2 separate regions of the Mus musculus genome follow, and region 2 is linked to region 1. Evidence: chromatin loops called from intact Hi-C (ENCODE). Cell type or tissue: heart. All regions are shown on one strand. Links, peaks and the distances in the headings refer to the core of each region. The heading gives the core; the rest is flanking DNA.

Region 1 (15,610 bases), core at 3,920-8,919:
AATGACTGCATTGCCCCAAAATAAAATTCCCCATAAATCTGATATTTTGCTTTAATCTGTCTGATACCCAGAGTGTGCTGGGGTTATTGATAGGAAAGTTTATGGATGGGCTGCATCTTAAAATCAAAACACATTACCCAAAATCAATGTTGCTGCACGTGGCAGTAAAAGGACAGGAAAGGTCAGCCAGGACAAGAATATCGAAGCCTCAACTCCAAGACGGAACATTAAAATAAATAAATTTTGCAAGCAACTCTAGGAGGTACAATTGCCAAAGCCGTGTTAAAAATGTTTTCACGAGCGACTGGAACAGATCACTGTCCCTAGGACAGCACTGGCAAGGGCTTCGTGCCCAATTCACAGCTTAGCTATAGCAGAGGTAATCGAGGCAGAAGGAAAAGGGCACCCAAGGCACAGTAGATAGATCTGACAGGAACAAGCCCAAGGACACAGCCAGTTCAAAGGTCACTAAGAACATTATAGGAGACCCTGAATACTGTGACCCCACAGGCACTTCAGATCTGAGGAGGGGTGGGGAGGAGTCTGCAGTTCTCCACCCCACCAGTGAACAATCATGGTGGGGAACTGAACGTTCATAAAATGCTCTCACAGATCCATCATCCGTAACAGGAAACCATGCCCCTCATACAAACAGTGTGCATGCTAGCAAGGCATCTCTGCAGGTGCTGGAGGGATATTTGCAGTGGGTAGGGCTAAATTGCTGTGTCCCTAGAGAGAAGCACCCCCCCCTTAGAGAACACACAGGAGCCTGCATTAGCACTCTGGCCCACCAAGGACAGGTAAGGAAAAAATCTGGCTCTCTTTTCAGAGGTAGTAGCCAGGCCAGAACAAGGTAGGAATCCCAGAGCTCCTGCCTATCACTAGGAAACTCCAGCAAAGGCGGCCAAGAGCCACTCTTGGCTACTGAAGGTGTTCATTCTTGACTCTAGCACACCTGTATGTTAAAGGTAGTGAGGAAGGTCATATTCTGTCCTCCATCTACCTGGGCAGGCAAGCAGCTTCTATTAACACAGAGCTGAATAGGTCAGCTCTGCTCTTTTTCAGGAGCTCTAGGTTTTCTTGATGTGGAAGATGGTTGTATATGTTGGAAAGAAAAAAAAAGGAATGAAAAAGAGAAGGGAGAAGAAAAAATAACCCAAAGTAAGAAAGACCTAGGTTGACTTGGCCAGTTGTGTGATTTTAGGAAAGTTCCACAAGTTCTCTGAGCCTTAACTACCTCGCCCCAAACATGCACCGAAACCACCTCATCTAGCTATCCCTGTGCTGAAAGCCAGAGACGCCCCAGTGACCAATGTAGACAAAAGCTTTGCAGACATTAACCAAGGACGACAATAAGTAAAAGACATTGAATCGTATTACGGAAGGTGATTACTTCCAAGGAAAGGGACATAAAGACAAACAGGGAGCCCTGAGGGAGGGAGCTCCAGACTGCAGAGTTAAACATCAGTTAGAGGTAGGTGAGCCTAGCTAAGAAAGTGTCCTCCTTACAAAAATCAGAGCATGAATATTAGGAAGAGGTATATCTTAGCCAGATAGCGTAGCTGATGCAAAGGCCCTAGGGTGGGCCTAGTGTGTTGCACTGCAGGAGGGAGGATCTTGTCCAGAGAGGAGCCAGGGGAAGGATAGAAGGGAGGGAAAGGTAAAGATGAAGAAGGCAATCAGTTGACCTTGGGAGTCCCCTGGTATTTGTACTGACTGGAGCGGGAGCCACTGTAGGCTTCTGAGTAGGAGAGGGTGGTCTTATAGGTTTGATAAGGACCTCTTAGCTGTCATGTTGAGAACTGATGCATAGAAAGTGTGCACCCAGTGTCTGCTATGTGACACGCACACGATGTCAAGCAGCTATTACTATTATTCTACTACGACAGTAACACCAACGTATGACACAGGCAAAAAAATCCCCACCAGACAGAACGGGTGGAAAGAATCCACAGACCTTCAGAGTGACCAAAGCGTACCTCCCTGTAGCTGCTGGCATCCCTCCAGCAAGCCTGGTCACTGGCCATCAGTCCTTGATTGAATCTGGTACTGGGAGAGAAACTCACTGCCTCTCCAAACAAGCCAATGCACAGTGGGATAGCTCATGTCATCATATCCCTGCTTGGAATCAATTCTCCAACTGCTCCCTTAGAAACCTGCCATGGTCCTCCTGTGTAGCACGATGCAAGTCTGCCCCCTCCCTTCAAAAGCTGAGGACGGCAAGAGACCTGCAAGGTCTTGCATTCACAGACCTATGGTGGTTTCTAAAGAGTGGTGGAATGTTCAGGGGGAGGCAGGCCAAAGTATGTATACATATATGTAGAGGGAACAGGCAATGGGGACCCTGAATGAAAGGTCTACAAGGCTTTCTGCTCACAGAGCATCAGCGAGTGACCACAGGGTGAAAATGACCCATTGGCCACATAAGGAAGAGGAGGGGCAGAAGAATGCAGTGCCCGTGGTCCTCACTGGTGAGGGGAAAGCTTACAAAGAGCTACCAGCTTCTTCTCTGGAACTGTGTTCCTGTTGTCTTAGACAAGGGTGGCCACTGGGAAATTATTTCCTTTTTGGTCTTCTGTCTTCACTAACCAGTAGCTCATTGTCAGAGATACTTGGAGAGCTCTAGCATTCAGGGGAAGTTCACTGGGATGTGCCTCCATAAGTTAAGATAAAGCCAAGTAATGAGACCAGACCAGACCACTAGCTGGGGGATCCCTTGAGGAAGAGAGAGACCCAAGGAGAGCTCTATGGCTCTCCCAAGCCCTTGTGCCTGGACTGAACTATCTCATCCACCCACACACCCCTTAGGAAGGCAGACTGAACTCTCTAGGTGGCTAAAAGATATGACCCATTCTAGGTGAAGGCCAGGGAAGGTTCAGGGATACAGAAGATGCAAGCGTGGAGGATGGGCTCTGGAACGTGTACTCCACCTCTGCCTGCTTCCACCCGGGGGCTGGAGGATCCCCTTTGCTTTGGGTACAGAGTGGGAAATGGCCAGGAAGAGCTTGCTTGCAAGGACACAGGGACTAGCCCTCTCTCTGGGCAGGAAGACGGTCCCCACCCAGAAACCTCCTGAGCCCTGAGTCGTGCCCGGCGCTCCCCATTTCACCCCACCCGCACCACCTCTGCTGTCACTCACGGCCACTGCCTGCTGGCTCCCTGGTGCGCTCCGCGCCACAGGCACCTGCTCGCCCGGCGCTGGACGCTCAGTTCTTGTTCCCACACTGCGGACTCCTAGTCTTCACTGTCACTTGGTCTTGCTGCTGGCCGGACATAGCACTCCTCCCTTCTTGCATTCCCCTGGAGCCCACCCACCCGCCATGGCCCGGGTCTGGGCCAAAGAGTGGCGTGGCTCGTGGTCCAAACCTGGGTAAGGAGTTGGAGACACTGGGGGCTGCGGAGAGGGTGGGGGACACACAGAAAGCAGGGTGGAGCAGCTGTCTCCAGAGATGGACACTGGGAAGAAGCCAGGAGTTTGGGTGGGAGGACCCCCTAAGCAAAGCAGACGCGGGGTGGGGTTGCGCTGCAGCTAGAGAGATGGTGGTCGCTACGAATGACCCCGCGGCGGGGGCGGGAGGTGGGGGACGACGGGGTAGGGGCGGGGCGGACTCCGAGAGGAGGGCGGGGGTGATGCTGTGGAGGAGGCTGCTCGCCACCCAGCCACTGACCGCCCCCTCCATTCCTCTCCCCTCCCCCCTTTCCCCGCCTCTCTCGGGCTGCGGGTCGGCCACGCTGGACCCGCTCTCCCCGCGCTGCGCTACGGTCGGACGCCAGGTCTGCACGCCGCGGCTGAGCGCCCACTCGCCTTGAAGAGTGAGCGGTGGAGAAACCAGCGGGGGCGGCGGCGGGAGAGCTCCCCGGGAGTCGGAGGAGGTGGCAGTCGGGAGCCCAGCCAGAAGGAGACCAGGAGGCAGACGTTGGTGCCTTACAGGCACTCACTCCCTTCTCCAAGGATGGATCCTGGCGCAGTCCGGCAGTTTCCTGGCCCGCCCGCCAGAGTCTGAACTGCGGATCCCTATTCTCCTGTGGAGCACCGGACTGAAGGAGGTACAGACCGAAGGATCCTCCTGGAGGGACCTCGTCTCCTGCGTCCCCCGCGTAGCGCCCCCCGCCGGAGCCGCGCCGGGCCAGCCGGCAAGGAAGCTGGGCTGATTGGCGGCCGCCGGCGGCCAGGGGAGGGGGCGCCGTGCGGGGCCATGGCAGGCTCCGAGGCGTCCTAGCCGGAGCTCGAGCCGGAGCCGAGCCCAAGCTGCCGCCGCCGCCGCCTCTCCGCGCCGGGCCCCCGCCGCCGCCGCAACCCTGCGGGAGATGGAACAGCGGAACCGGCTCGGCGCCCTCGGATACCTGCTACCTCTGCTACTGCACAGCCTGCTGCTCTTCGTGGCCGACGGTGAGCGCGGGAACTTCGCGGCCGCGATGGGCTCAGGGGACCCTTTGCTAAGGCCACGGAAGTCTGCCCGCTGGCCACCGCGGAGGAGGAAAGGAAGCGGCAGGCTTTACGGTCTCCAGCAATTCGGGTGTGCAACCCAGGCTGGGAGTGGGTAGGAGCACGAGCGCAGAAGAGGGTCTCTGCAGCTGTGGCGTCCGCTTAGGGAGTCCTTTCACCCAGTCCCCGCTAAGCAGAGGAGGCCTGCAGCAAGCCAGAGTTGGCGCTTCCCAGCCCAGCTCCAGTGATACGGCCCTACCTCCCCTAAACCCTGCACGACCTGGAGGGGAGTAGCCTGCAGCAAGTGGCGGACCCCCGCTGCCACCTTTGCAGCTGCTCCCTGAACTTTGCTGGAGCCTCTCGCCCAGGGTCACTTAGTAGCTGGGGACAGGAGTGTGGGTGAGCCCAAGGCCCGGTAGCAGGAGACCGACCGCCTCAGCCTCGGGTAGCCCCAAGCTCTCCCAACCCTACCCCCACCTCGCCTATCCCCTGGTCACGCCTCTCTCTCCCGCCCCCAGCTACATTCACCGAAGTCCCCAAAGATGTAACCGTGCGAGAGGGTGACGATATCGAAATGCCCTGCGCGTTCCGGGCCAGCGGAGCCACCTCTTACTCGCTGGAGATTCAGTGGTGGTACCTCAAGGAGCCTCCCCGGGAGCTGTTACACGAGCTGGCGCTCAGCGTGCCGGGCGCCCGGAGCAAGGTAATCCGCTGCCCTTCGCTGCACCCGTGCTTACCCGACTTCTTCCAGTGGAAGTGAGGGGTACCTCCACAGGGCGCTGCCCTGTCGCTCAGCCACCTCCCGTCCTCTGTATCTCCACAGTATTGACAAAGTAAACGGATGTCCCCGGATGCTATAGGTTCTTTATCACTCTTTCCCCTTCTCGCCCAGCCCCTGAAAACCTACACACACCTGGCCCAATTTTCCTGCTCATGCAAGCTAGCTTTGGGACTATACTCTGATGGGTGCTAGCGTGAGAAAAAAAGCAGATCACTTGATTCTGGCAGGCTCTCTTCTGCCACTCTGGGGTCCCAGGGCCAAGGAGTTCAGCTCCTTCAGATTGTGTTTATGTGGTAGAGAAGAGGGTACTAGAGCATGGTAGCCAGCAGGTCACTCACCTCTAGCTTCCATAGGGTCTGAGAAACAGCTCCACCCTCAGTGGCTGGAATACTTTACAACCTGCCCCATAGCTCACACCATCATTTACACACCCACCTACCTACAGTGTCCCCAGAATCCCACTCAGTGTTCCTGTTCTCATCCTCCTCTGGCACGTATCCACATACCAGACTGTCAAGGCCTTCATGATGTTGGACCTTCCATCCAGTGTTCGGTTCCAAGTGGAGAATTTAGAGGAAATGATGAGGTCCCCTTGGCTGTCCAGCATCCCCACTCTCCCAAGCAGACAGGTGTGTATGGGGCAGCCACTCCTCAGCCAAATGGTTTTAGCCAGGAAACCTACTTTTCTCTTGGCGCACTGCAGGAATCCTAATGTATTTGGTACCCTTCGCCATGCCACACCTCAGGCATGTCAAACCCCAGCTCACCTGCAGAAAGTATCCTTGTCAAAGACAGGTCAGAGGTTTCCGTGCACAAAAATGTCAACAGCTTAATTTCATAATCAATCAATTAATATCTCTGTCCCTTCCTCCCTCTCTCCCCCCTCCCTCCCTCCCTCCCTCCCTCCTTCCTTCCCTCCCCGCTCGCTCCGTTCCTTCCTCTTCCTCCCCCTTCCTTTCTCCCTTTCTCTCTCTTCATTTTAGGTAACAAATAAGGATGCAACTAAAATCAGCGTAAGTGTGGAGACCAGCGTGGGCCGCGGGAGACCCCTTCTGGCCGCTTCGCGCCCCGCAGCTCCCTCCCCTTTAGAAAGCCTCTTTCGCCGAGCCATGCGGAGCTCTACTACCACTGGGGTGTATTGTGGGCTCCTTGGCGTATCTGGGCGCCATCTGTCGCTAGTAGAGGGATTAGATTGTCTTTTGTGTAAATTAAGGGTCCAAATCCAAGTCTCACATGATACTTACCAGTAAAACACAACTTCCTCTGCACCACGCGCTCAGGGACCTGGAGAACATCTGCCCTTACCTTCTCTGCTGTCATTTCTTACAAGACCTCGAGCGAGCATGACTTCTTGCTCAGGCTGCGTGGCACTCCAGCTTCCCACCCCCTTCCGCCCCACTTCGCACAAGCGTTAGGCTTGCCAGGAGCACCCTCCACTCAGACATCTCCTTCTCCTTGGGTGACATTGTTAAGTGCTCCGGGGGTGAGTGTCTTTTGCAGTCAAGGGGCATGGGGTTTATAACACTGGAGCATGGAAATAGCAGGGATTGAAAACAACCAAATCCTCTTCGAGGGTCCTGATTAGAGGTCAGGGCTTTTCCCGGTGTTCGGTGAGAGTTCCCTTAAGATTTCCACCATGCCTGAGAGAAAGAAGGATTTGTTGAGGCTGTTAACAAGTGGTCAGTCCTAAATGACAGGGCAGGACAGGTGTAGTTGTGCATCCTACAGGCAAGATGGACACATCCCAGGTGCTCTGAGCTTTAAATAAATGTGAATGTGATTTGGGGTATATGTAGGATAGCCCCAGAGCAGTTAGCTTAGGCTTTTAGGTATAGGAAGGATGTGGATAATTAGCCTCATATAGCCCCAGCCAGAAATTTCTTGCTAGCTGTGGAGTAAAGTTCGATCCAAAGGGACAATAAGCAAGAGTAAATGTGAGATGAGATGGCTGGGAAATTGGGACCCAACACCGTGCACTCTGCAACAAGGTGTCCAGGCAGAAATAAGAGCCATGTGCCACTAGCAAGATGTATTGGGGTGTTAGGAAATACTGGGATTGGATGGTAATTTGGCACAGTGATAGCGGAGCTGAGAGCCCAATGGTGTGGGCTCACTAAAGGTGTGGCGCCCAATGGTCAGACCTCTAACAGGGCTGTTTTGCAGACCGTGCGAGTCCAGGGCAATGACATCTCACACCGGCTTCGGCTGTCCGCCGTACGATTGCAGGACGAAGGTGTTTATGAATGTCGCGTTTCGGACTACAGCGATGATGACACTCAGGAGCACAAGGCCCAGGCATTGCTGCGTGTGCTATCGCGCTTCGCGCCGCCCAACATGCAAGCTGCAGAGGCAGTGTCCCACATTCAGAGCAGCGGCCCGCGTCGCCACGGAGCCTCCAGTGCTGTCAGCTCCAACAACGCAGGCGCTGCTGTCCGCACCACCTCTGAAACCAGCCACGATGACAAGAACCCACCTCCTGGGAGCCCTCCCGCTGGATCAGGAGTTCCTGAGGCCGCCGCTGCCGCTGCCTCCGCGACCCACACAGCCACCACAACTGCTGCTGCAGCTGCTGCTTCTTCATCAGCATCACCACCATCAGGGCAGGCTGTCCTTCTGCGCCAGAGGCACGGCTCCGGTAAGGGCAGGCCCCAAAGGGGTTTTGCATGCCCGGTGGAGAGGGAGGTTAGCAGCCAGTACATCAGCAGCGCTAGATAGCTTTATTGTAACAGCAGTTGTGTGCGCCAGAAGCATCTTTTCTGCTGTGCCTTTCTGGTGTTCTCTGAGCTTTTTCCCAGTCTTGACTCTTAAAGGGTTTGAGCATCCTATCAAGTATATTCATAACTCAGCGGGCTGCTCTGCTTGACACTGAGGCTGGGTTGTGAGGTTGTGTGGTTGCTCTCTCGGACAGCATTGAGAACTGTACTCTCAGATCCCCAAGTTTGGACAGATATTCCCCAGGTGGGGTATTCCTCTTGAAAGAAGCAGTGAAAACAAGCTGTTGTCCCTCTTTGCCGATTGGTGACTTTGAATTGTCTTGTAAGTTGCAGGAAGGTTGGCTAGGTAGCCTTTGCTAAGTGGCTTCTAGGTGTGGCTTTACACAAGCTGTAAATTTTGTATGCACATCAGAGTTCCAGTTCTCCATGGTTCCAGAGGGAATGGAGCCCTGTATCACACTTATGAAGGCACAAGGAGGCTGATACCCGTTTTCCTAGGACTAGGGATGCAAAGAGTTGAGGTGAGGGGTTGTCAGAATAGAAGACCAGAAAAGTGAGCTGCTGCTCTGGTAACAAGACCCTGGGGGTGTTAACATAGCAGTAATGAGGGTTTCAGGAGGCCCAGAAAAAGCAGAAACTTCTGTGCCAAATAGCCCTTCTCTCAACATGGCTCCCCTCTTCAATCCAACTCAGAGGAACACTATCTTCAGTGCTCACTCCTAGTATCTGATTTTAAATAATTCACCCCCTGCCTGGAACCCCCTACTCAGTATTGTATAATGCACATTCCCCATGAAAGAAATCTCTACTTGGATTACAACATGAAAGTCTAGGGGAGACACATGGTACCGATGGGATAGGGCATGCTGTCGTACACCCAGCTTGGCTGTTCTCAAAGTGTATCAACGGCTGCTAGCTACGGATACAGGCTCCTGGACGGTCCTCACTGAGTTCAAGATGACAGGCCTCACATCATTATGTATCCTATCCTCTTTCTGATCCTTAAACCTTTGAACCTTTGGAAGTAGCTGGTCCATTCTGACCATCAGTTTAGCCTAGTTGCTGCCTTAGTTACTCCCTGCTGTGGGAGTACAGCACTGTCTCCTCCCCTCTTTGGGAGATTTCTTTGCCTGTCTCCCTCAGGAGAGCTGGTGCTAGGTCTCCTTCCCTTACTTAAGAAACTGCACTATATCTCTTCCATGGGAGTCCCTCCCTCCCTCCCTCCGTCCCTCCCTCCCTCCCTCCCTTCCTCCCTCCCTCCCTTCCTCCTGTCTCCACCCTCCACCCTGTCACAGTAGCTTGCTCTGTTTCTCCCCTGTGGGAATCTACTGTGTGTCTCTCCCCTAAGAAACTTAATTGTGCCTCCATCCTGTGTGGTTTGGGACGTTTTTGTCCCTCTTAGTTCCATGGACCTACAAGACACCACTCCAACCCCATCCTACCCCACCCCAGCCAATCCATGAGAAAGATGGGTCAGCTCCAAACAAACCCAAGATCTCCTGCCTAACATGGAACTTTATGCCATTTTGTATTAATTTAAGATAATGTTAGGTGCCACAAGAAAAAGACAAAATGTCAGTAGCTCAATATGTTCCAAATTTATACTCTTGTTTGCACCGCATCTTGTCCTGGGGTGGGAGCCTCATAGCTCTGTTCATACAGTCATTCAGAGACTCTGGTTGATGGCTTGTAATAGCTCCAACAAGTGGATCTACAAGTCTCTGGCAAGCAAATATGTCAGTATATTAGGAAAGAGATATAGAAATGCCCTTTTTGACCCAGTTCTAAGAGAGAATGGAACCCTAAGGCTATAAGGTATGCATAAAGCACAGTGAGTTCACTTATTTCCTATGCATTTAGAATGACTGTCTCTAACATTTGGAGAAACTGAAGACGGTGTCACTTAAAGCATTCTGTAGTGCATTTTCTCTGAGAAAAGTCACTCAGGAATGGCAAGGTGGATTTCTAAGGTCCAGGCCTAGAAGTGGCAGACATCACATGTGCCTTCATCCAGTGACCACCATGTGGTCCCACATAGATGCAGGAGTTTGGGGAAAATATACCAGACATCTTGACAACTGCTTTCCAGCTTTGTCTTTCTGCAGTGGAAGAGGGCATACATTTTGAAGGAACTGTCTCTAAGTAGCACACAGTGCGTATATTAGGAAAATGTTTATTGACTCATGTTGTGATTAGCTTAATTGCTTCTGATTAGAGAAAAGACCCTTCTGCCCCTTCCTCTTGGAAAGTAGGAAATAAGTATATGTGGCAGATTGGAGTAGACCTCTGGAATGTTCCCCAGAGCAGTGGCAAAACAGATAATCTGAAAGCCCAGATAAGAGTTATATCTTTGCCCTCTGAAAATTTGTGTGTGACTTTAGGTAAGTGGTTTAGCATCTCTGTAAAATGGACAGTGGGCTAGTCTGACGTTTCCATTACTGCTGCAAATGGAACGATGTAAGAAACAACTTGGCTCACCGTTTCAGACACTGCAGTTCAGACACTTCATTGCTTCTGGACTACAGTGAGACAGACCAACATGGTGGAGCACATAGCGAGAGAGCTTAGCATAGGAAGATTTGTGCGTAGATGGTCATCATAATCACCGTAGTCTTAGCTGTTCAGGATGGAGGGGAAAAGAGGAGAAAATGAGCAAACTGGCAACTGGAGAGAGAGCAAGCTGTGGAGGGGCCTTAAGAGATAGATGAGTGGTACTACTGGGGTTTATTGGAGGCTTTGACCAAGGAGTACCATGTACCAGACATTCCTGAGAATGAATGTGGCCACACCCATGACATTATAATGAAACTAAGGACATGAGCTCATTTGGCTAGTGTCAGGGTGCTTGAGAACTAAGCATGGCTAATAAAACCTCCAGTCTCTGTGCTAGCCACCATTGGAGTTGGACGAGCAAGTAAAGACACTCCAGGAATTTTTACCCCATAACAGATTCCCTCCCGGAGTGGGGTGATGTATTACATCTTAAGAGATATAGGGTCCTGGCATCAGAACTCTTACAGCGCAGCCATCAGAGTTGTCGCAGCAAATGGGGTTCTTGAATGCCTGCCAGTCTCAGGGTCATGGAGGTCAGGATGGCAGCAAGGTTGGAATTTCTGTTTGTCTTTCCTGTGTGGGACAGTAGTGTTCACTGCCATTTGGAAAGCACAGGCAGCTGGGGTACCTGAAGGCAGACAGTGCTGTCCCATTGCATGGGATATAGTGGTTCTTGATATTTTTTTTAATCACACAGTAACATTTGCCAGCCCCTATACAGCCCAAGAAGCAGCATATCTCACACAAAGCCCTGATTTCTCTCAAGCCCCCCCTTGAAAAGGAAATGCGACCAGATGGATTTTCAAGCCTAGCATTGACCCCATCCCTGAAGCCTCTCTGTGAAAGTCCTTGGAGAGCCACTTAGTTGTGGCTACCTGGGTATCCCACTCTGAGCCTAGAGAAGTGGGACATGTGATCTCTACTCTGCAGCCACATCTAACAGCTTTGATACCAAGGAGGGAAGGTTGAAATCTTCAGACTGTTTGCAGGATGGGTATTAACCTTTCTGCAAGACTTTCCTGAGTTCACTGCCAGCTGGGTCTTATGAATTCCTCAGGGAGGCTGCAAGCTCAGGACTATCTCAGAGCCTCTAATGGCAAGGGATTACAGCATGTTTTGGGCTCCTTCCCAGTGCACAGTTCTAAGCCAGAGTGGCCCATTGCTCTTGGATAACGAGCAGACATGTTTGTAGTGTTTCTCAATCAGGATGCTGGTGGAGCAGATGGCACAGTCAAGCAGAGTCACTGCTGGGCTTTGAAATACAGTATTTATGAGGGTAGAGGCAGGGTTAGGCCAGCCAACAGAGGAAGATTGCAAGTCTCCAGGGCCAGCAGCAACAGGAGGTGCTAGTGTCCGTGGAATGCAGAACAAGGGAGGGATAAGATTGGCAAAAGCCAGAATAGCCGGAGGACAAGGTTCTCAGGTCAAATCTGTGGTGCCAGAGTCTCAATGGAGGGAATCATTTGACTTGCCATGACCCAGCAAAGACTTGATGCCCCTCTTACATGTTCCTCATATGGTCTCCTATTAGCCAACCCCCTTTGAAAGCCAATGCCAAGAACATCTGGGGAAGCTGTTCAGAGAGGTCAGCCACAGGGCTTAGAGCACAATGAAGAAGGGCAAATGGAGCACCCAGGAGCAATGGAAGGGTTACCCCAGCCTTGGAGCACACACTAGCCTTTTCAGATCAGCAACCTCAAGAGTGGCCCAAGCCACCTCCATATGGTCCCATAGGCAGTTAATCCTAAAAGACTTTCAGTTGCCGGTTCTTGTGAAGTGAGCTACTTCAGCACTGTCAGGAAGGAATAACAGGGCAGCTTGCTCAAACCGTTGCCCCCTTTCCTACTCCTCAGCCCAGAAAGAAAACCTTTTCTCACCCATCTGTGCTCAGCACGACCATAGAAGTATTTGCACTAAAAGTTTGTTTAACTTTTTTCTTTGACTCATGTTTCATGTTTTATTAATCATGGCTTGGATTAGCAAAGCAGAGCAGACAGAGAAGGCTGTGTCTCTCACTGTGTAAGGCAACCTGATTACTCATGTGAACGCTGATCCATTGTCATGAACACTTTGTTGCTAGTTGCCACTGAAGGTTGGGGGAGACAGAGTATCTTCCAAACACTTCTAATGAAGGGAAGGCACATGGAACTCAGCCCAGTCTCACAAAAAGAAAATAGTTTGCAAACAGAAAGACTCATTTTGGCACAAGGTTCCCTTCTGTAGGGATCTTGGGGTCAAACTATCCTTAGAACTTCAGTTCCAAGGAAAACACCACACCCCCTGCTGGGTGTAACTAGAAGCAGAGAACTAGCTGCTCCCACTATTTCAGTTACTGGTTAGGCAACAGCCAAGGCCATGGCGTTACTGTGGTGTTTGGTGTTGAAGAGGCTGTTTCTGCTGGGAGCTACTGGGAGGAGGGGTGGGGAAATCCTTGGGTGTTGCCATGGCAACCATAAACCATAACCAAAAGGGGCTGAGGATGAGGTGAAAACACTCTCTGTGACTCAACCTGTGCCCTGGGTAGATGACAGAGCTGATACAGTGGTGCCAGGCTGATAACCCAGCCACAAGAGCAAAGCTAGAAAGCCTAGCCTCAGGGGGACTCATAGGCCATTGCTGTCAATCATCTGCTCATCCCTAAAGCTCTGATGTGGTATAAAGACCTCACTTCAGGAAGGAGGAAATAAGCCTGGCAAAGGGATGTCCTCAGAAGAGGGAGGGTCCCACTGAACATCCCAAGGGGAAAAAATGAAAGGACTGTGAAAGAAGTTGTGGAGGCTCACAGTGGGCAAGAGACATCTACATATCCCCAAAGACTGGTGAAGTCTTGTCTTATCAGTGATAGGAGACTCTCTTTCTCTCAGTCTCTGGGATTCCACCCAGCCCAACCTTATATTTCCCTTGAGTGGGGAACAGAAATGGCAGCCATGGACTGTTAACACAATCAGGAGAGGCTTCCTGTAGGCAGACTGTGTCCAGGCTTGAGTCAGTTAGGGATGGTGTCCTCTCAGCTTAGGTGATGCCTTGACATGTCCTAGATTCCCCCATAGCTCCATGCCTGGATCCCTGTGATGGACTATGAAGGCTGCACGAAATGGAATGGTTTTGTCCTTCACATCCACACATAAGTAGCCAGTCAGCTCACAGCCCAGCCTTTCTCTCTTGGCATTAGAGATTCCCAAGAACAGCAAGCTGCTCCTGCAGTGTAATGATTATTCAGTTGTATCTCCCTTTTACTGAGCATGTGTGCCTACCACTGTCACCTCTACTGTGAGCAGCAATTCTCGATAATTCTTACTGTCTTCCTTCATCCCCAAGAACACAGCTCCTTCCCCATTTTGTTGCTGGAGCCCAGACTCTTTCATCCACAGTAATGGCAGCCCCCACGAGAAGAGCCAAGCACCAGACTTTCTAAATGTCACCAGGAGCCAAACCACTAAGGAGCCTCTCATTAAACACACCGGGAGCACATTTTTAAAGCTCTGAATGTTAAGGATTCCCTAAGCATCCGCAGGGATAAATGAGGTCAAGTGCTTCTGTAATATGATATTGATTAGTCCTGCTCCATTCGGACAGTGGCGAGGCCTTGCTTATGATCTAAAGCCTGGAGCTTTGTGGGGATGATAGCAAGGCTTTAAGATATTTTTGCAGCACTAGGTGGTGGTGGTGGCGGTGGCGGTGTTGGCGGCAGTATTAACTGTTTTATTTCCTAGTGCTCTGATGATATTTCCCATGCACCTCTTACAAACTCCTCTAGAGAAGTAAGAGAAGTCTCACTTTGTCTTGTGTAATGGCTACAGAGAAGCTGAGGACGGGACAATTCTGTACTTCCTCCCTATTCCTATCTATTCCTTAGGGAAGACCTTCCTCAGAGTGATGCTTCCTGGGAAATGAGTCTGATGGCTTTCATAGTTTAAGGGAAGAGGAGCATGTAAATACCAGTGTGGATCACCCCCTTTGGCTCCTCCAAGGTTAGGGTTTGGCTGATGTGGAGCACTAAGTGATGGGGCAGACTGAGGGGGGAACTTGGCAATGGGAAAGCCCTCAGTAACTTGTTGAGGTGTAAGGCTGGAGCCACCCCATGCCATTCATGCAATGGCCCCTTGGACATAGACCTGTCCCCAACAATAATATGCTCAGATGGAGACTAATCTTTGAAATGAAATTTTCTGTTGTCATTATCACCATCTGGGATGAATCCTCAGAGTTACTTTAGACAGGCTAAAATTGGCTGGCTTTGCTGTTCTGCTAGTGGACTTTCTGTTGGGTGTCTGTTCAAAATAAGAAGCTGTGTCAAAGACTGTTCTCATCACCATACCAAATTACTCAACAGAAGCATCTTAAAGGAAGAAAGCAGCATTTGTGTTGAGAGTTTTAGAGGGTTGTCAGTCATGACAGGGAAGGTGTGGCAGCTGGGGGCTCTGTTTGTGGTGGCAGTGGATTGTTACACAGTACCCATAAGGAAGGAGAGAGAGCTGGTGGGAAGTAGGGCTGGGCTATCTAAAAATCCAAGGCTTGCTCTCACTGGGCCACCACCTCCAGCCATGCCTCCACTCCATGGGTTCCATTCCTCAAGCTCTGGATAGTGTCACCAGTTGATAAGCATGTTAAGGACATTTCACATCAAACCATAATGGAAGCAGAAGTGGACATTTCAGAAGCTCCTCCCTGCTCTGTGCTCAAGGGTCCTTCTCCACCTATCCCAGAAGTAGTCAGTCATACAGCCAGAGGACTGTCACAATGTTCTGACTATTCGGGAGTCTTTGAAGGCTGATCGGTAACAGGACATGTCTTAGTAGAATCAAACTGCCCACCCCATGCTGTTAATGAAGGAGGGCAGGGGAAAGACTTCGAGCATGCATGCTGCCAATGCTACCCATCTTGTCCTTGTGGGTGACTCAAAGCACACACCCAATAAATGCTAGGAGAGCTCGGGAGGGAGTGGCAGCCACCACCACATGCACTTTATTGGTTCCCCTGACATTTTAATCATTCCCACTATTTAGCTAGCTCTTCTGCGGACAACACAGGTTTGAATGACAACAAATTCTATTTTGGGGCCTTGGAGCCTTGCCAAGCACCCAGAGTCACTGTATACAATTTGCCTTTGATAAGCAACAGTTTCCTCCTGGTATG
Region 2 (15,610 bases), core at 3,432-8,431, 1.2 Mb before region 1:
CTGCATACAGCCTGTCTTATCCTTATCCCCACTGTGATGGAACACCATGACCAAAATCAAGCTAAGGAAGAAAGGGTTTATTTGGCTTACACTTCCACATCCATAGTCCATCACTGAAGGAAGTCAGGGCAGGAACACACACAGGGCAGGAACCTGGAGGCAGGAGCTGATGCAGAGGCCATGGAGGGATGCTGCTTACTTGCTGGCTTGTTCTCCATGACTTACTCAGCTTGCTTTCTTATAGAACCTAGGACCACCAACCTAAGGGTGGCCCTATCCTCAATGGACTGGGCCCTCTGACATCAATCACTAATCAGGAAATTATCCTACAGACTTGCCTGCAGTCTCGTATTATGGAGCTGTTTTCTCAATTGAGATTCCCATCTTTCAAATGACTTAAGTCAACTTAATGTCAAGTTGACAAGAAGAGCCACATACAGTCCTGTTTGCATTTCTGCAGCCTGGACAGTGCCTCTATCTCACATGGAATCTGTAAGATCACCTGGCAGCTACAGTTGACTTTAGCCTAAGTGAACTCAGCTTATACAGAAATTCCCAATTAGGCTTTTTCTTTTTTTTCTATTTTGTTCATTTCTTTCTTCTTGTAGGAATAGGCTCTATTTTTTTATCTTAATTCATTTTCACTTGGTCACACACATGTAGTTTCTAATTCTCCACTTCGCTTGAAGTCCCAAAATAAAATATATCATATTTGTTTATCCATTCATCAATTGGTAGCTATTTGGGTTGTTTTCACCTTGTGGCCATTATGAATTACATTGCTCTACATATTCATATTCCAGACTTGGTGTACTTATATGGCTTCATTTTTCTTAGCTTCTTAGATTAAATATTTAAAAGTCGAATTTCTGGGTCGTGTGATAACTCAGTATTTGGCATTGGGAGGAAGTGTCAGCCAATGCTCCTGCACTACTTTCCCGAGGGATGCATGAAGTTTCAATGCTGCATATCCTGGTCAATGCTCTCACTGCTGTCCTTTTGATTTAGAGGATGTGGTGTGGTATCTCATGCCACTCCTTCCGTGGCTGCTACTGAGGTATATCTTTATATGTACTCATTGAGTAATGTGGATTCTGATGTTTTGCTAATTTGTCTATTTTAAAGCTGGCTTGCCTTTTGCTGACTTTGGTGGCTTCCTTTCTTGCTTTTTCTCTTAATATGGTATGATGACACATAGCCTTGGATGGCCTCAATTTTGCAATCTCCCCAAGACACTTCATTGAGGACAATGGCTGAGCGCAGTCTGCGTTTGCTGGGTATTTTCTCACTTCCCAATTTAATGATGTTTTGTTCTCTTTCCCTCTCTCTCCATCTTTCTCTCCTTTTCTGCATTTCTTGCGAACAATGACGCTCAGCACGTCACCTGGTACTGGGCACAGTGGAATCCAGGAATCTGCTGTCAAGGATCTGTAATCAAGAGGCCTTTTCTGTGGCAGCCCCCAGTCTGCTCTTTGACTCTGATGTGATTGACTTCCTGGTGACATGTCAGAGGGAGTAGAGGAGTGTGGAATCTTGATGTAAAGAGAGGCCCTCTAGCAACAGAGCGAACGGAGCGTGCCTATGAAGAAAATATCAAATGCACACATAGGGAGAACATCTGGCAAATTTCTTTGAAGTAGCAGGAATGTAAAAATTAGCACATGAATCAAGAATGCTCCAATGATAGATCAAAATTATCCCCTCCATAAGGCTGGACTTCCCTCCACCAAAACAAAACAAAACAAAACAAAACAAAACAAAACAAACAAACAAACAAAAAACCAGTGGAGAGAGGAAACAGCAATGCTTTCAGGACAAGGGGTGAGGAAGGTATGGTGGGAGGCTTGGTTTTCCTACAGGAAAAAAAAAGCCACTGCTTTTCAGTGTGTTGGGTCTCAGTGGACCCCTGCAAAGGTGTTTCAGTTGTTGGGTCTCAGCAGACCCCTGCAAAGGGGAACAGCTGCTTCAGAATCAAAAGTCTACTTCTCATTTTTATCTGTCTTCTTGAGTAGAATCTAATCTGAATGTCTTTGGGGAGACCTGAGGAGATGGAAGAACCAAAGCTCACATAGTCAGGGCTTTTCCTAGGTGGTTTGTAACGTACAGAGACAGAGTCATTTTCATTTTAATCAGAAGACAGAAGACATGTGTATTTGGTGCCAAACTGTTCTACACATGCCTGGCTTCTGTATAACATTTAATTGTCAGGCTCTTTAGACACCACTACCTTCCTGACTCCAGAGTGGCAGCTGTGTTTCCTGTAGCTGAGGGCTGGGAGATCAGCAGTTTGTGCGGTTGCTGGCAGCACCCTGCCCCAGTCATCCTGCAGGCTCTGTGCTCCGCTGCTCACTCCCAAAAGTGGGACAGGTCAGAAGCGCTGCGAGAGGGTGAAGGGCTTTGGAGCAGCCAATGCTGGAGATGAGGCGTGGGGTTGTGAGGATGAGCAGCCCAGCTACCTCGCCCTAGGAAGGTAGTGAGAACTCCAAGCGTGCTCCATAGTGGCCCCTGTGTGTTGGTCTGCTCTTTTGATGAACGCTCTCCTCTATGTCCTGTCCAGAGTCCCCACTAATAGTGATGGGCTCACCTTCTAGGTAATTTTCACTGTCAGTTTGGGGATAAGAGTCCCAAAAGACTCTTGTGTCTTTTGGAAGCCCAGTCTACCAGGGATGGTAGCTTAAGGGGACATGAAGTTGGATAATGGTGATGGTGATGATAATAAGCTGTTTCATTGTGAGTTCTAAGACTGTTCTCTTGATGTGCATCTGATGGGCTTGTTTTATTTCCCAGGGTCAGAGGATGGAGCTTCTGTCCCAGAAAAATGAAGTCACTGAGCACCCAAGAAGTGTCTGTAGAAATAAGTGTCATGCTACAGAGCAGCACAAGATTTTAATAAGCTTGCTTCCGACACTCTCATTTGTCTTCTCAATTTTCTTGAGTGAAAAAGGCCAAAAGCCTTATGCAAATGAACTTCAAGGGTGACTCCAGACAGCAGAAGCTGTAACTGAAATCTGCGAAACTTGGGAGAAAGTTCTGATGAGGACCTGGCAGTTTCCAGAGTTGAGCTTCTGTTACATCATTTTGCAGTCTCTACCCAGGCCAGGATCAGGCACACACAGGTTTTTCCTGATGTGTGTGGGGTGGGAGGAAGAGGGAGAGGGGGAGGGAGAGGGGGAGGTAGAGGGAGAGGGGGAGGGGGAGGGGGAGGGGGAGGGGGAGGGGGAGGGAGAGGGAGAGGGAGAGGGAGAGGGAGAGGGAGAGGGAGAGGGAGAGGGAGAGGGAGAGGGAGAGGTTTTGGGGTTCAGGTCATTTCTCTTTAAGACTTAGGGGGTTCAGGTCTTGTTGCTATTCCCAAATGAAAGGATATACTGCTTCCTCCATCAAAATAAAATGCACTTTAAAGGTTATTAAAGTTTAGTGTTGTTTAATATTATGCTTTTTAATGATTATTTTTATCCTATATGTATGCGTGTTTGCCTGCATGTGTGTATGTTGCACTGTGTATGTACAGTGCCAGTGGAAGCCAGTAGGGGCTGTCAGATCCCTTGGAACTGTTGTTACAGATGTTTGTGAGCCACCACATGAGTGCTGGGAATCGAACCTGGGTCCTCTGTAAGACCTGTCGATGCTCTTAATCTCTGAGCCATCTCTCAGGTGCAATACCAGGGTTTTTAAAAGAGGGGTTGGACGGGTTTTACTTGATGCCTCTCCATTGGTGGTTCCCACCCTGCTCTCTCCTTTCCTTTCTTCTTTCTTTCCTTGCCCTCTTTACTCCTCTCTCTCCTGATCACCTTCATTCCTTCCCACATTGTCCAGGCCAAAAAAATTTTCTTTTGTTTTGCTTGAGAAAATGTTGCAGGTAGGCTGATTCACCACTTGAGTAACCACTACCTTGTGACTTCTTACTATTTTGTAATCCTGGGAGAAGAAAAAAAAAAGCAAAACTAGACTTTTGGGTGTGAACAAGCAAAGTCCATTTGTTTACACTGTCTCTCGGCCATCTCTCCATCACTAGCTCAGGCTATGGGAGTGACAAATTATCCCCACTGCCACTTGGAGGAAGCTATGGCCTACTCAGTCTGTGTTCAGTCTAAGCCGTGTCAGGAAGGGGAATTTAGCTGAAAGCACAGGTATATCTGTGGAATATATGAGTGGAGTCCTTGTTCAAGTTCTCAGGAGAACAATGGCTTAGTGCCAGCCTCTGTTTCTGTGATTTGAATTTGAATCTCTGCCCTCTCATATATTGAGTGCTTGGCCTCTGGCTGGCTGTGCTATCTTAGTAGGTTCTAGGCAACTTAGGGAATAGGGTCAAGCTAGAGGAAGTAAGATTCTGAGGGTGAATCCTTGGGAATATATACCTGGACTGTTCCCATATCTTTGAAGCATTCTTATTTCCCTGTCAGACTCCTGGCTAGCCACTTAGTGAATGGCACTCCTTTGCTATATATTCCTACTATTTGTCACAAACTTCTTTCTAATGCATGGCACCAACTAGCCACCACCCCCTTGGCCCAAATGAATCTTTCCTTTATGTAATTTCTCTCAGATATTTAATGTTAGTGTGACAAAGTGACACTAATATAAATGCTGGAGGTTGGGTAGTGGTAAGACACACTATTTATAGTTTCTAGGGACCCATTTATGGTGAATGATTGGGCATAAGTTTTCATAGCAAATGTAGTCTGTGACTTAAAATCAGAGAGGCATCTCACTCATTTGGCAAAGCCAAATGTTAGGCAGCTGGCATAGCACTGGTCTGCCCTGTGTTAGGAACAGTGACCAAGATGCACAGGTCCTTATGCACCTCTGAGAGGGACACAAATAAACGACTAGAGCAATCGGATGTGACAGTAGGTGTGGAGAAGGAAATGACAACCTGGGACTAAGCAGATGATCACCGCTCTTGCAGGGAACACAGGTTCAGTTCCACACACTCACAAGCTGTCTCTCAACCACCTGCAACTCCAGTTCTAAGGTGCCTGAGAAACTCTTCCAGCCTCCACAGCTTCCCTCAGGCACAGGACACACATAAACTCTTGCAGGCATACACAAGTGCACACAAAAGTAATAACTCAGTCCAGAGAAAATACTTTAGAGTGGATGGATTTGCTTTGGTTCACTGTTTCAGAGGGTTCAGGACTTAGGTGGTTGGGCAAAACCTCATGGAAGTAGGAGTTTATGGCAAAGGAACTCTTTGCGGCAGAGAGAAAGCAGGGAGGGGGGCTACCACAAGAGTCCACAGAGACATATAGCTGATAGAAGTAAGTCCAGGGTCTTAATAAAAGAGACCACCACTCCAAATGAAGTGTCTGGAAAAGGCAAACTTCACTCTAGCACAAGAGGGAACTCCCCAAGACCGGAACTTGGGTTTTATTCTAAGGAAGGTGGTGACTGTCTTTTGATTTGAATTAAGTTTTTCCTTCATCGGCTAGGGTCCAGCCTCACAATCTTATTCATTCGGCTACGTTGGAAAGAATTGTTGCATAGGAAATGAAGAGGAAGGGAAAAGGAAGCAACGCAGTCCTAGAATACGGAAGTGGGGCTTTGAGTAAATGAAAGGTTTTACTGGATAAACAGATAAGACTATTAGAACTACTTGTCCTAAACGTATTGTTATGGTAAGACTCATTCTTGATATTTGTTACATAGCCCAAAGAACCCAACCTGGGTGAACTGCCTCCTCCAATTAGGTCTCACCTCTAACTGCCATTCAACAAACTAACAAACAAATCATTAAGTTGTGAATATACCAAAGTCCTGATCATCTAATGGGCTCTTGAAATGTCCTCTCAGTCACACCTAAAGGCATGCTCACTACCATCCTCCCCACCCACCACCCACCCCACCCCCGCTGCCCCGCCCACATTTCTTAACCCTATCAAGTCCACAAGGAGCCCTGGGAACCCACAGAAGCTCTGTCTGCATAGCAGTGTGGTACCATTCAAAAGCATTCCAGTAGATGGCAATAAAGTTCCATGTAACTTCGTGGAATCCTTTGTCCCAGTAAAGTCTGCATTAGATTTTTTTTTTTTTTCTTTTCAACAGTTGGAGTGAAAATGTGTCGCTGGGGAAGGGATGTGTTTCTCCCCTCTTATTTACACTAAGCTGGCTTACCAGTTAGTGGTGCCACAAGCTTTTGTCTTAGCACAAGGTATTGTAGAAGAAGCGTGCTGACATTTCCAAGAATATTTTGAAGGATGCAAAATCCACTCGATATGAATAGGTATCTGAACAGAGGGTACACAGTTCAACATATAAAATAGGAAAAGAATTGCCGCAGAGAAGCCTATCAAGTCTGCTGAGCCTGACCTTGCCTGCCCTATGGCATCTTCTGAGTGACTGGGCTGCCCAGAAGCACCTTGGAGTAGAGCTCTGATGAGCTTCAGTGAGGCGTCGACTGTGGAACTGTGGAACTGTGTCAGTGGGCACTCTGGCTGCCACAGAGCTAGTGCAAGGCATAGTGTCACTTGCCATCAAAATCTTCTCGGTTTCTGAGTGCAGAATGAGGATATGAGTTGTGAGTTCAGACAGCAGTCGACAGCCAGCATCTTATCTGAATTTGCCCTGGTTTCCACGTTTTCAGAGTGAGAGGTAAGAATTTACTTCAGGAGAGCTTTACCTCGAACATGAGACTCTAGACTAAGAAGAACTCTGTTCACAGGAAAGGGGACTTTATGGGCTTTGCAGAGTCTGGGAGAGGGGGTATCATCTCCCACTTGCTTCCTCCTAGGAAATGGGTTTGATAAATACTTGGGAGTGAACAGGCAGAGGAGAGGATCTTCCAGACTTTTACTTTCAGTGTTTCGAAGCAGTAAGCTACAACCAAGGGGTATTTGGGCGCCCAGCAGGCAGCAGGAAGCCCCAGCAGGATAGGTAATTAGACCTCACAGCCAGAGGCCCAGCTCTTCTCACCCTGAAATAGAAGACAGAGAGGTTGGGGGTGGATTTCTTGGGTCTGGCTGAAAAGTCAGACCCAAGGAGAGTCTTCATAGAGTCAGCCCATCTCACCATTTAAATTCCATGCTCTCTTTAATCAGAACGTTCTTTAATGGGTTGTCTGGGAGCACATTTGAACCTCGTTGAAGCCCACTGTCTGCAAATCCAACTGGGTAGGAGGCTTAATCCGTTTTTGTTTTTTGTTTTTTATTTATTTTTTATTTTTTGATACTCACAGGTCCCTCAGCCTTGCTGAACAAGGGACAAAATGAGAATTCTTAGAGTTAAATATTACATCCAACCTTAAAACTGCCTTGTGTAGCAATGTCTTTAAATCCTAGCGTACATTTTCCTTTCCCAAGGAGCAACATAGCCTAGTATCTTTCACCTGTGTCTTGGCTTTTAGGTTCAGGTTCTGGGCCTCAAGTTGTCTTTATCTTGTGTACTTTTAATTTTTGAATGTGCCTCGGTATGTTACCGCTCATCTTTCTGTCAGTCTTTTTAAATGTTCATGCTAAGTTACAAGGAAAGAGAATTCCCAAATTTCAGAACATCAAAATCTGCACCTGAGGTTGCCCTGGGGTAGCGTTCCTTACCCTTCTATCCACTTCAGAATCTCTGGGGTGGGTGGAGGCTTTAAGAGTCCAAGACCTTGAGCCTTATCCCAATAGGTGTGGTATGGACTCCTGGGGCCTCAACATCTTCCCAGCTGAGTCCAGTGTGTGACAGTCCTGTGCTGAGTTCACAGTGAGCACAGGTCTCCACCAGCCCCCTGTCCAGAGAGCTCTGGTTCCCTTCCCCATGGGGTCACAGTTGAAAGCCTTGAGGCTTCCTGGTTATGTACTGTGCTGGCAGAGCCAAGCTATGCAGTAAGGACTTAGCTGCTCTGTGCTCTGTGACCAGATACTGTAGTCCTTAAGTGTGTCTTGGTATGGATTTTTGTGACTGTAATGATAAGCAAAGCCTTTGCTCTATCCTTTTAGGTTTAGGCTAAGTGGGGTAGACATAAAGGCACCAGAACCAGGGGAGTCTTGGTTGTGCCACGTCTTATGATGGTCGTATGACTGGGAAACCAGGATGTGGTGGGGAGCTGTATTCAAGGTAACATGTCTAGGACCAGTCCCCAACTTCTGTTTTTGTTTTTGTTTTTTCTGGCACTCTACTCTCTCACGCATGGGTGGAGAGTGTTCCTGGAGAGGCCATGACCATGTGCTGGTGCTGGGAGGAACCTTAAAAGGTTAGATGGCATCTGTCCTGTTCAGCAAGGACTCCATCCACTTAACCATGAGCACTCATTTTCTTAAACTTCTCGGGGGGGTGGGTGGAGAGAGAGAGAGAGAGAGAGAGAGAGAGAGAGAGAGAGAGAGAGAGAGAGAGAGAGAGAGAGAGAGTCATTCTATAGCTCTACCTGTCCTGGAACCTACGATATAGTCCAAGCTGGCCTCAAACTCACCAAGATCTGCCTGCCTCTGCCTCCTATGTACTGCCACTAAAGACTGGCACTGTCATACCTGGCTGATATACTTTTGACACAATGTAGAAATAGAGAAGAGGAGCGTCCATTGAGAAAATGGCTCCATTGGATTGATTGTAGTCAAGTCTGTAGGGCATTTTCTTGATAAATGATTGGTGTGAAAAGGTTCAGGCCATTGTAGGTTGTGCTACCTTGGGTAGATGACCCTGGGTAGTAAAGAAAGAATAGTCTGAAATCTAAGTGGATCAAGGAACTCCACATAAAACCAGAGACACTGAAACTTATAGAGGAGAAAGTGGGGAAAAGCCTCGAAGATAAAAATTCCTGAATAGAACAGCAATGGCTTGTGCTGTAAGATTGAGAATCGACAAATGGGACCTCATAAAATTGCAAAGCTTCTGTAAGGCAAAAGACACTGTCAATAAGACAAAAAGGCCACCAACAGATTGGGAAAGGATCTTTACCAATCCTAAATCAGATAGGGGACTAATATCCAATATATATAAAGAACTCAAGAAGGTGGTCTCTAGAAAATCAAATAACCCCATTAACAATGGGGCTCAGAGCTGAACAAAGAATTCTCACCTGAGGAATACCAAATGGCTGAGAAGCACCTGAAAAAATGTTCAGCATCCTTAATCATCAGGGAAATTGTCGCGTCCGCTCTCGACCAGCAAGAACGACACGACCACCAGTCCTTCTAACAGCAGTTTATTCAGTCCTGATTCTTCTTGTTTATATCTGCCCCGAACCCTGGGCCTCTCACTCCTTTTATACTCTCATCCATGCACAGCAGGCCATGCCGCCTCACCAGGCACGCAGCTTCAGCTAATCAGGGCAGCAGGGGCATATCTCCATCAAACTGGATTCTCCGGTATCCTGGTGCACCTGCACAGCTCTCAAGATGTTTGCGGCTTATATGAGGAAGTCAGGTGCAAGTCATACGACTTAGCTACAGTCCCTGGCGCCTTTGGGACTGCCGCCACACCCGCTCCTAACAGGAAATGCAAATCAAAACAACCCTGAGATTCCACCTCACACCAGTCAGAATGGCTAAGATCAAAAATTCAGATAACAGCAGATGCTGGCAAGGATGTGGAGAAAGAGGAACACTCCTCCATTGTTGGTGGGATTGCAAGCTTGTACAACCACTCTGGAAATCAGTCTGGCGGTTCCTCAGAAAATTGTACATAGTACTACCAGAGGATCCCGCAATACCTCTCCTGGGCATATATCCAGAAGATGTCCCACTATGTTCATAGCAGCCTTATTTATAATAGCCAGAAGCTGGGAAGAACCCAGATGTCCCTCAACAGAGGAATGGATACAGAAAATGTGGTACATTTACACAATGGAGTACTACTCATCTATTAAAAAGAATGAATTTATGAAATTCCTAGGCAAATGGATGGACCTGGAGGGCATCATCCTGAGTGAGGTAACCCAATCACAAAAGAACTCAAATGATATGTATTCACTGATAAGTGGATATTAGCCCAGATACCCAAGAATACAAGATACAACTTGCAAAACACATGAAACTCAAGAAGAACGAAGACCAAAGTGTGGGCACTTTGCCCCTTCTTAGAATTGGGAACAAAACACCCATGGAAAGAGTTACAGAGACAAAGTTTGGAGATGAGATGAAAGGATGGACCATCTAGAGCCTGCCACACCCGGGGATACATCCCATAATCAGCCTCCAAACGCTGACACCGTTGCATATGCCAGCAAGATTTTGCTGAAAGGACCCTGATATAGTTGTCTCTTGTGAGGCTATGCCGGTGCCTGGCAAACACAGAAGTGGATGCTCACAGTCATCTATTGGATGGAACACAGGGCCCCCAATGGAGGAGCTAGAGAAAGTACCCAAGGAGCTAAAGGGGTCTGTAACCCTATAGGTGGAACAACAGTATGAACTAACCAGTACCCCTGGAGGTCGTGTCTCTAGCTGCATATGTAGCAGAAGATGGCCTAGTTGGCCATCATTGGGAAGAGAGCCCCCTTGGTCTTGCAAACTTTATATGCCCCAGTACAGGGGAATGCCAGGGCCAAGAAGTGGGAATGGGTGGTAGGGGAGTGGGGGGGGTATGGGGGACTTTTGGGATAGCATTTGAAATGTAGATGAAGAAATACCTAATTTAAAAAAATGGAAGAAAGTAAAATGAAAAAAAAAAAGTGGGAGAAAGCCACGAGGAGCAAGCCAGTGAGCAGCATTCCTCCATAGTCTCTGCTTCAGCCCTGGCTTCCCTTGATGTTGGACTATAACCTGTAAGGCAAATAAACCCTTTCCTCATGGCCGGTCTTCTATCACAGCGTTGGTGACCTTAGCTAAGATGACCATAATCTGCCTGGTGGGAGTTAGAGGAACATTTTTAAATAAGTTTGGAAGAAAGATATGACCCTGCAAACATCCACAGGAGACCATGCATGCTTATATTGTGCTGTCAGAGGACAAATCTAGGCAGGGTGATAATCTCTGTGACCAAATACCTGAGAGAACAGTGTGGGGAGGAAAATTCTATCCTGACTCACAGTTCCAGGGGGTTCAGACCATAGCTGCTAGGTGTTGTGTCTTTGGAAGGAGCAACTCACTTGGCTGTGGAAGCACACAGCTGGGAGGCACACAGCTGGGAGGCTTATTCCTCTCCTGGTTGAGGTGGGGCAGAAAGGGGTAGGGACTAGAAAACAACTGTAACTTTTTGTAACCTTTAAAGACATGCCTCCAGTGATTGATCCCATGAGTCACCGGGCTAGGGCTTACTTTCTAAGGTTTTCATTTACATTTGCAGATAATTCTTCCTGTTGGTACCAAGCTGTAAACACATGAACTTGTGGGAACATTCAATATTCAAACCATAAAGTACATTAAGATTAATGTCTGATCCCCATGATCCAACCATTTCGCCTGTCCATATCTAGTCTAGACAAGCATTCGTTCCTTCGGAAGGGTGTACAGAAGGTTGTGTTGTTTGAGATCATAAAAAATTGGGAAAGGCAAATGTTTGTTAACACACGATTCATTAAACGTATAATGCTAAATAACGACAAAGTTATCATTAAGATAAATGGTAGAAAACAAAGAAGGCTGTAAGACTGAAAGAATAGTTTTCATTTTTGAAATTTCATTTCAAAGACATTTTCATTTCTATGAAAGAAAACGAAGAAAATAAAAGAGTGAATTCAAGTAAATGCATAGAGAAAAAAAAAACGTCCAGGAGTGTACACTGATTTGAAAAGGATGGTTATTGCTGAAACAGGAAGAGGGGACTGGGCATAGGGCTGCGGCTAAAGGATACCTTCATTGAAAGTCAACTGTTACTTTACAAATGAATGTGTCCATCCACAGATTGGGGGGGGGGGGCAAATACACACAAGGGTGGTTTTGTTTTGTTTGAAGTCACAAGGAGTAAAATTGTGGCATTTGCAGGAAGATACTGAGATGTTAATTGAAACAAACCAGACTCAGAAAGATAAGCACGCGCGCGCACACACATACACACACACACACACACACACACACACACACATACACACCCCTGTGAAATTAGGAGAGAGCTATAAAAGTGAAACAATAAAAGCAGGGGACACAGGGAAGGGGTTTAGGTTAACAGAAGGGTGAATATTATAAAAGTATGATACGTGTATGTACTAAAGTGCGATCATGAAAGACATCACTTTGTACTCTACAGTTGAATAATTTGAGCCCCTAAAGCATGGTGATTTATAGTTTCTTTTAAAACAAAAAAACAAGTGAACCAGGGCTGGCTCAGCAGTTACGAGTACTTGCTGTTCAGGGCATGGTTGTATACTCCTTTAATCCCCACAGAGGCTGTCAGAACCCTGTGAGTACCAGGACATCCAGGGCTACATAGTGAGACCTTGTCTCAAATAACAAAGTCAAAGCAAACAAATGATGGAGCATGGTTGCTCTTCCAGTGATCCGAGGTTCAGTTCCAGCACTTAGATGACAGTTCATAATTATCTGTAATCCCAGTCCTAGAGCCCATTACCTTCTTCTGGCCTCCTCAGGCTCCAGATACAGGCATACATGTGTGCAAAACAGCCGTACTCATAAAAATAAATAAATAAATAAATAAATGAATGAATGAATGAATGAATTAAAAAAAAAAACAAGTGAGCCATCCCATCGGCCTGACTCTTCGTTTGGCACAATCTGTGCAGACTGTGGCACTGACTCTTGAGAAGTGGGGCTCGTACTCACATCCCACATTTAATTTGGCTCAAGGACCATCAAGCCATGCTTAAGAGGATCAGGAACAGCCTTGTGATTGTCTCCATTTTAGCAAAAAGTCAAGTACGGAACAGCAGGCAGACAGCCCTTGACTTTCTCAGAGTGTCCTTAGCAAGCATCCTTGGCCTGTTTCTTGTGCTCCAGGCAGGCAGGATAGGAGTTAAGCCATAGCCCTGTTCATCTCTCTATAGGCTATGCTATGTCACAAGGGACTAGAAGGCACTCCTTAGGATGTGGGTTGGTGGGAACTAAACCTGGGTTGGGCCTCCTGTGGGATTCAGGATAGGATCAGCAGGAGAGAGGATCTTGTTGATTCTTACTGCACTCTCTGGGCCATCAGCTTTGTGCTTCCCTCCATAAATACGCTCTTGGCTTCCTTCCACTCTGTTACCCAGCGCCAGAATTTCTGTTGTGTGTGCTGTGTGTGCTCATTCATTGATTTGATCTTTTTGGTTTTTGATATATTTTTTTTCAAATGCTGCTGTAATGCTTGGTACATAGTTGGTGCTTAGTATATATTTGTTTAATGACTCAATAAAATATTTACTGAATTTTTATTATGGCCAAAGAATATGCAGTGAGGACACAGTAATGATTGCAGATCCTTTCCCTGAATCATGGAGCCCACTTTTGTGTAAGAGAGGTGAGCAACCTTCAGCAAGGGAGGCCAGCACAAGATAGGGATGTTTGTGTCAGACATGGTGGTTCATACCTCTCATCTCAGCAGTGGGGAGGATACAACAGGAGGATCATGAGTTTGAGGCCAGCCTTAAAAACAAAGTGAGTGCTTCTCCCCTTCCTCCCCTCCCCCCTCCCTCCCCTCCCCCTCTCCCCCTCCTCCTTTTTATTTTTTTCCAGGCTGTGTTGCCTTTGAGAGCCTCATATTGAGGAAGCTTCTCTGTAGATATCAGCTGTGCCTAAAATATGATAGTGTCTTTTGCTGTGTAAGAATAAAATTCCTTGATTTAGTTTATTCTGTTTACATCAATCCTGTCTGATGACCATGTCTAGCCCTTCCTTTCAGTTCAACCACAGAGCCTAGGACTGTATCTAGCACAAAGCAGCTGGCTAGTAAGAGTCCAGGGATTAAATAGAATCTAAGTCATGGAGCTTGATAACCACATAATGGACGTTATACTCCTGAATTAATCAGTGGCCTGTGAACAATTCAAAATATAGGTTCATATTTCAACTTCAGCAGGTCTCTATGAATTGAAAAGTGGCTCCGTGGACTGAAAGATTTGTTCATATATCCCCATCCCCACCCCCACCCCCGTCCATCTGGTTGCAAAAGGAGAAAGAAGTAAGAGGCATTCCTGAAGGGAAGTGGTCACAGGCACCTTTCTGGCATAGGGTGACCAGTGGCGTCTTTCCCTCCTATCTTGCAGACACTCATGTGCTTTAATCTCTTTAATGTTTTCAAAAGAAAGAGACTTAGAAGAGGATGGATGTCATATCACCTCAGTGGCATGCTCGATGGCCTCCCGAGGTGTACACAGAACTCCGATTCTCTCTTGCTATTACCCAACTCTAGCTCTGTCCCTATCACTGCCGGTCATCCACGTTTTCTTTATTACAAAATCCTAGAAAAGAGGTCTTGACTATATTTGCTAATTAGCTTTCTTCATTGCTGGTGGTGACTCGATGGAATCTTTTTCGCCTTGTACATGCAAGTCAAATTGTCTGAATAAACCTAAGCCAGTGGTTGTCACATATCCTGGAAGGACATGGCAAGCCATCATTGACAGCAGGCTTTAAATCTTACTGCCTTCACGAAGCCAACAACTTACTTTTTTTAAGGGTGAAAAATGGGCCATCGTGTTACATGGTCCTTGAGGGATAGAGGAAGCCACAGGCAATGCTCAGGCAAACTGTGCTGCCAGCATGGCCAGAAAGTAAAAGGCAACTGTTGTGGGGCTTTAGAGGTCCCTCCTGGGGTTTAATAATAAAGACATGGAGACATCTGTATAGTATAAGGCTGTTGGCCTGTTTGCTGGGGCAGTCTCTAAGCTAGCCCATCTACTTGAAGCCAACTTCTCTGCCATTGCATCTCTCCATGAAGCGCTTGCTCTCTCTCTCTCTCTCTCTCTCTCCCTCTCTCTCTCTCTCTCCCACCCCCCTCCATTTCTATCTCTGCTTCTGTCCCACTGCCTCTGTCTTTCTGCAGGGCAGTCTTTCTGCCCTAGCACCTGGCCCAGCTCTTTATCATGAAAAAAGCTACACTCCTTCTGTACTCCTCCAGTTGGCTTTGGGGGCTATGTGACCTTCACCACTACAGTCTGCCTTTCTCTTTGGGCAGGTGAGAAAACTACAAATGTTTACACATCCTGCCAGCGCTCGTGAAGTTAATGCAGACTCTGAAGGGTAGGCACAGACTGCAGATAAGAATGACCTCAGAGTCACCTCTGGGTGTATCTTCTCTGGTGATGCCTCAGTCAATGACTAATCTGTTGTGTTTTGTGGCCACCTTGGGACTGCACCTCATAATATTTATCAGTTCTCTCGCTGACTTCCCTTTTTCTGCATTCTTGTTTCTCCCATAAAGCTTTAGAATGTAAGGTTTTGGCATAAATTTTCTATATGTATGAAGTATATCGTTAGTGTCCATTTTTCAGTGTGAGGTGAACTTGGAGTTCATCAGCAGGAGGTGCCAGGCCCCTTTCTTCTTTAGCTATCAGCTAGCACCTATCTCTGAGGGAAGGAGAACTGGAAATCTGAGCCCATGATCAGAAACAGGGACCGTCACAAGCCCCAACTCTTCATGAGAAAACGCTTCCTGAGCTAAAGCAATGAGATGGGTAATTTGGGAAGAAGGCAAATCCCGGCCTATGGGAGAAGGGATAGGAATGTCTTACAGTCAAGGGACTTTAAAATAAACATGCCAATTTTTGCCTTTTCTTTATGTTGGTGCCCTCTTTCTATAGAATTATATTTTTAAAATGGCTTCA

Evidence for each region. A loop is a pair of places that touch in the nucleus more often than their neighbours do. Peaks named below come from ENCODE experiments on the same cell type or tissue, not always from the same donor. Only the 100,000 strongest peaks of a DNase experiment are listed, where the experiment ranks them.
Region 2: it touches region 1 in a loop (4-fold over the local background); 1 of 42 quality-filtered maps calls a loop at or near these places.

The regions. Positions count from the first base shown.
Region 1 is chr7:40,895,060-40,910,669 of GRCm38, forward strand. Vstm2b (V-set and transmembrane domain containing 2B) reads left to right here and starts at 4,219. Exons shown (of 5, transcript NM_021387.3): 1 at 4,219-4,390; 2 at 4,945-5,129; 3 at 6,191-6,220; 4 at 7,371-7,842. The coding sequence starts at 4,309. A230077H06Rik (RIKEN cDNA A230077H06 gene) reads right to left here and starts at 3,265. Exons shown (of 5, transcript NR_040329.1): 1 at 3,140-3,265. Gm51479 (a long non-coding RNA gene) reads left to right here. Exons shown (of 3, transcript XR_003946760.1): 3 at 1-42. In heart, for the core only: a CTCF peak has its summit at 6,269 (motif pointing left); no DNase peak of the experiment used is centred there; H3K4me3 peaks cover 2,186 bases; H3K27ac peaks cover 970 bases; H3K27me3 peaks cover 4,933 bases.
Region 2 is chr7:39,710,601-39,726,210 of GRCm38, forward strand. No RefSeq gene overlaps it. Among named protein-coding and RNA genes, the nearest start is that of Gm26327, 88 kb to the left of the region's middle. In heart, for the core only: a CTCF peak has its summit at 5,963 (motif pointing right); no DNase peak of the experiment used is centred there.